2 separate regions of the Mus musculus genome follow, and region 2 is linked to region 1. Evidence: chromatin loops called from intact Hi-C (ENCODE). Cell type or tissue: left cerebral cortex. All regions are shown on one strand. Links, peaks and the distances in the headings refer to the core of each region. The heading gives the core; the rest is flanking DNA. Region 1 overlaps Gm5432 (a long non-coding RNA gene). Region 2 has its middle 40 kb from the start of Mir6387.

Region 1 (2,914 bases), core at 179-2,678:
GCTCACTGAGAGTATGTTCACTGAGCTCACTGCACTCCGTCACCTGGAAAGACGTGGGTTACATGATACTTAAGTCCCTTCCATCTCAGTCACTTAGGTTTCTGAGGAAGGGTCTGGCCAGTTCTTCACTCAATGAGCGTTATAGTGTAGCTATCCCCCTTTCTCCCCAAGACTGAAGACAGTGGCTTCTTTTTCCTAGGTATGAATGCTGAAAAATCCAGATGAAGTACAGTGGTTTTCTTCCCTGCAAGTTCTAACCAGCTCAGTTTTGCCCAGCTAACAATTTTCCCACTGAGATGGGTACAGTGGTTTTCAAAAGAGTGGGGTGAGATGAGTTGCTGCTGCTGTAGAATAGAATTCCTTAAAACCTTCCTTGATATTCATAAAATAATGCTTTAGCTTAGTAATGCTATCCCATATTCCTTGATTGCTATAAAGATAGCCTATTCCCTGCAACTCTATGTCACTACATTCTATTCTCCAATAAGAAAGGATCAAGTTCTTGACTGGAATAAATAACATTTTTTCCTCCCTAATTATGTTTGATCATTCACACTTCATTTTGGGCATCTTCAGGGACTCTCCTGTAGAGCTGCTATTCTTTGTGAGATAGTCTACTCAGCATATGGCTCTACCAGAGTCACATCACACTTGATTGCAACAATCTCAGCATCTTTCAGTTGTCAACTTGTATGTTTACTGAATGGGATGATAACTATGTGTGTGTGTGTGTGTGTGTGTGTGTGTGTGTGTGTGTGTGTGTGTTTGTGTGTGTGTGTGAATGTACGTGTCCCAGACAGTCCCTACATCTTCTACAACAAGGATTTAGCCTGCAACATTATGTTTTAACAATTTTTTCATTATCTTTGTTGAATGACAAACTTGAGGCTCCAGGAGGAAAGTGGTCACCCAGTCCCCACAGGACACCTTCCCCCAACAGAGACTGGATAAGGCTTTTGTTTTCCTGGGATTATAAGGGATTCTCTCTAGTAGGAAGGAGAGAGCTTCAGGACTCCTCTCCTTGTGGCTACAAGTTCTTTGTTTTTCAGAATCAGGGAAATGCCCCAGGATTCCTTGCTCTGTTACCCTGGGAGACTATTGCTCAATCCTAGCAGCTGCTCTGGAGGAAAAGAAAAAGCAGACATTCTGAATGTATCATATGTACAGTGCAATGTTGAACTGAAGATTGCTAATGAGTATCGTATGTATAGTGCAGTGTTGAACTGAAGATTGCTAATGAGCAAGAACTCTTTTATTGTGCAGTCTACTTCCAGTGAGGTCTAGTTCTTAATTTTCAGTGGGCGTAGCAGGAAGTACTACTGTTTTTTTTTTTTTTTTTTTTTTTTTTTTTTTTTTTTAGTAAAACATATATATTACTAATACTGTTGCTATATAAAACAATATTTGGCCAAGATGGTTAAGATATGATTCATTCCTTGTTCACCAAGTTGCTAAATATTGTGTAGTGAGTGGAGTCACCATATGGCATAGCTGAGCTTCCTTGGGAGGCTGGGTACAATATTATGTTGGGTATAGAATTTGGAATTTCACATGTCTGTGGTGGAATGAATGTGAATGAAGACAACTGACTGCTAATTTCATTAAACCCTCCTGCAGGCTAAGATGCACACGGCAAATGGATATCTTGTCACCCTTGCATCCATCTCTGAGGTTGATTTCTCTCAGAAACTGATGGAGAGTGGGCAGTGCCACACATCTAGCCACAGATGCAATCTTTGAAGAGAAACGTGTGTGGGCAAGCACAGTGGCAGCTGGGAAAGTCTAAATGACTGAAGCCTGTGACTCAGATATCTTAAACTGCCTTAAAATTAATGAAGCTCTGTGGAATGACTCAGTTCATTCATGTCCTCAGCCCGCAGGCTCCAAAGCTTGCAGAAATGGCTGTGGTTCACAGCTCAGGAGAGCTGACTCCATAGAGGAAAGCGGGCCCACAATGGGAGAAGAGGCGCTTTCTGCGGTGCGTGTCTATCATCCTGGCTGGAGACACAGGTGAGCTGGTCCCCGGTCTTCTCAGGAGAGGCGTGCAGAACCCCGACCCCACCCCCAGGCTGACTTCTGATCCTTGTACATTTCAAAAGAGACCTTGAGTATTGAGGTTGTGTCAGTGTTCATATTCTGATTAGCCAGAATCTTACTAAGGACCAGCTTTCCTTCTGAGACTGACTCTCAGTCTGGAACCTAGGCTGGCCTGGATCTCATGTACAGGCAAGGCTGACTGCAAATTTGCAGCAAGCCACCATTCCCAGCTTCAGGTAAAGTTCAAGTATGAGATGCATGCCTCCTAGTCACAGAAAACGAGTAAGGGAAATTAAGATACTTGTAAGACTTGGTTTTCTTCTTGTTTAAGGCTCTTAGGCCCAGCCGGGCATGGTGGCACACGCCTTTAAATTCCAGCACTCGGGAAGCAAGGCCAGCCTGGTCTACAAAGTGAGTTCCAGGACATCCAGGGCTACACAGAGAAACCCTGTCTCGAAAAACCAAAAACAAAAAAAGGATCTTAGGCCCAGTTAGAGAACTGCTGCATCCTTAGGGCTATTTTACCATGCTGAGCATGGCTGTGGTTCATAGTCAACACGGCTGGGTAGGACTGTTGGCTGTTTCTTTCCCTTGGCAGCTTGCATGGCGTTGTCTGGTACCATGAAAACTAGTTTCTAGGGAAAGGCATTTGGCTTAGTTCCAGCTCAGGTAACCCTGGGTCCTACATCTGAAGTGCATGATACCTTCAGCAATAGGGACTTACCTTACACCTCTGAGAGGCAACCAAGGCCAATAACAATAGGCTCTATGTTTTGGGAGTCTCTTAGACGTTCTCACCAACAATGCAAAGGAGGGCTTCACATGCCTGATGTTGAGGTAAAAACGTCATTACATGATCTTTGGGTCTCAGAGGGGT
Region 2 (2,914 bases), core at 172-2,671, 71 kb before region 1:
ACTCCACTAAATAATGTAATTCTCCTCCATGATGCAAACTGGTCCTGCTGGAAGACTTAACTGAAAACTGCACACACAACACAGCCATCCATTCTACCTCTTCACATATTCTCTTCTTCCCATTTGTTCTCTTCCACTCACACACTTAGTCCAATCATCAGTGCTAATGGCTCAAGGTGACCATTGACCAATGATGGTCTTCTTAATCCACATTCGTGTCCTAAGAAAACAGGGGTCTAATGGTGGAATGAGAACCTGTGAAGTTTTTTAACTCAGAGCCAGCAGAGAAACTCTCATACAGAGTTCACATCATAAAACTATGCATTGGACCCCACTATTGTTAACTCAGATTAAAGAGTGAGAATGCATTGGTCTATAGTGAGTCTCTCTACCTGTATTAACTTCTTTTCTCTTTCTTGAGATTAAGCACCTGAGAGAAACAGTGAAATGGGGAAAGTTTCCTTTTGGTTCATAACTAAAGAGGCTATGTCTACTCATGATGGAACACAGACCTGGGACTCCTCTTGATGGGACTGATTCCTAATGGATTCAGAAGCAAGACCATGGAATGCCAGCACTCACCACTTTATCCCTCTCTTCTACTTATTCAGTCAAAGGTCCACACACATGATGCTGCCCATACATTTAAGGAAGGGAGGGTCTGCCCTCATCAGTTGACTATTTCTGGACATATATCTTCATGGACACACCCAAAGGTATATATTTTAGTGTCCTTGATATTTCTAAATCTAATCAATTGACAGTTAAAATTGGCTTTCATAACAGGCCTGGGTGGAAATTTAGAATGTCAAGGAATGTTTTTTTAGACCCAGAGAGACAAACAATTTGCCGAGTCACAGCCTGTTCCACGAGAAGTCTGAACTAACTACATTGCCTCTCTGTCTAGTCCAGAGCACTGTCCCTGGGAGAGACCCATCCCCTCTAGGAAGGCAGGAAATGATGGATGCTTCCACTCCTTTCTCCCCTCTGTATTTGTTCCTGGCTTTCCTTCCGATGAGCTTACAGGAAAGCTAAATTGTGCTGATTTTTCTGGGGTCCTCCAGATTTAGGTAGGTCTGAGGTCTCTAATATTCTCCTCCATTATCTTGGAGAAAGGCTTTCAAAGGGCTCTGAGACCGTGTACTGACCCTCTTTTTCTTCCTGTCACTTGCAGGGTGCCAGGCTAACCTTGACAGACAACATTTTAGGTTTTCACCACACCCAGAGAGACTCCCACGGGACTTCCAAAAAAGCATGGAAGAGCCAGAAGTGCTGTTCCTTTGGCTGTGGATGTGAAGCCGTTGGCCAGGCCCGGAGGTACTTGTAGGAAGAATGGAAAGACAGAAAGAGAGCAGAGGAAGTTGGAGGTGGCAGGAGGAGGGGGCCCCATTTCCTAGTACTCTAGTCAGGCATTGTGAATATGGCATGTTCTTCTAGCTTTGCCAAAAAAAAAAAAAAAAAAACAAAAAACCGGGTAACATTTGCCTGCAAATTCCAGGGAACTGAAGCGACATAGCATCTCTTGTGTGGGCCAATGAGAGCAGCAGTCTTCTTGGCTCTCTAGGAAGATAAATTTTAGGATTTTTCCCCTCCAGGAAGAAACAGTGAGTCAGGGGCAAAGAGTGTGAAGCACGGCATGAACCTGCCTGGGCTGTGAGATCAGAGGCACAGCACCTACCACCTATGTAAAGCTGGCAGAGACTATAGTTGCGTCAGCTAGCCAAAGTATCCCATGCCTCTGGAGTATGTTACTTCATCTTTATGTATACCACCTCATCTAGATACTGACTGCATGACAACTACTCAGCAAGATATCAAAACCACCTAGCACATAGCATAGAACGGCTCTGTGCACTGTCTGACAATGATGAACATGATGTGGAAGAAAAAGAGGTCTGTGTCAGATGGTCCTCCATATAGTTAGGTAGTTCTGAGCAACACACTCTTCTAGGCTGCTCAACACTGGCAGACAGTCCTTAGCCTGAAAACCTGCTGTGTTTCAGTGTGTGCCTGAAGGGAAGCACCCAGAATGCTCACCAGATGGGTGTTGTATAAATAGCATCCGTTGCCCACTATTGTCTCTGTCCAAATCTCTTCATCAAAGAAAGGTCTTCTGTTTCTCTCAACACAACTGGCTATGGCCTCTGGACACTCTTCACCAGGGCCCTACTTCAGAGATCCAAGAACTCCTCAAGGCAGGGCTCCAGGCTGCCACCACCTCAGCAGTCTATTCAATCAAGAGAGCAGCCCAAGGATCCGGAAACAAGCTGAGCAGATCCAAGTCTGCTGCAGATCCAAGTGTACAGGCGCGTCTCCATCTGGACAAGTGTCTTCTGTCTGGGACACGACCACCCACGCCATTCTTTCTGATCAAACAGTCAGGCTTGCAGTGAATCAGCTCCCGTGGTAGCTGAGCAGGGCCCACTCTCCTTCTGAGGATGGAAGGTCTGTCTCCCAAACAAGCAGGAAGTGTAGGCTGTGCAGTCCTCTCTTCCTAGACAACTCATCCCCTAGAAATGGATGCATTTCTTCTGTCCTTGATTTTAGCCTCATTTGCTTTCATTATCAAAAGAGGTATGTGGTGGGGAGTCAGGTAGCTTTACAACAGGTTATGGTTTTATCATTTAGGAAGTGTGTGACCAAGCTCAAGTCTAAGTGGATCAAAGACCTCCACATAAAACCAGAGACACTGAAATTAATAGAGGAGAAAGTGGGGAAAAACCTCAAAGATAAGGGCACAGGGGGAAAAAAAATCCTAAACGGAACAGCAATGGCTTGTGCTGTAAGGTCAAGAATTGACAAATGGGACCTCATAAAATTGCAAAGACACTGTCAATAAGACAAAAAGGTCACCAACAGATTGGGAAAGAATTTTTACCAATCCTAAAACTGATAGGGGACTAATATCCAATAT

Evidence for each region. A loop is a pair of places that touch in the nucleus more often than their neighbours do. Peaks named below come from ENCODE experiments on the same cell type or tissue, not always from the same donor. Only the 100,000 strongest peaks of a DNase experiment are listed, where the experiment ranks them.
Region 2: a loop joins it to region 1, with 14 times the contacts of the local background. A loop is called at or near these places in 2 of 42 quality-filtered maps.

What each region holds. Positions count from the first base shown.
Region 1 is chr12:15,831,028-15,833,941 of GRCm38, forward strand. It overlaps Gm5432 (a long non-coding RNA gene), which reads left to right. Exons shown (of 3, transcript XR_001780551.2): 2 at 1,618-2,010. Among named protein-coding and RNA genes, the nearest start is that of Gm5432, 16 kb to the left of the region's middle. In left cerebral cortex, for the core only: no CTCF peak of the experiment used is centred there; DNase peaks (open chromatin) are centred at 1,137 and 1,770; H3K27ac peaks cover 626 bases.
Region 2 is chr12:15,759,617-15,762,530 of GRCm38, forward strand. No RefSeq gene overlaps it. Among named protein-coding and RNA genes, the nearest start is that of Mir6387, 40 kb to the right of the region's middle. In left cerebral cortex, for the core only: no CTCF peak of the experiment used is centred there; DNase peaks (open chromatin) are centred at 1,327, 2,061 and 2,329; H3K27ac peaks cover 1,836 bases.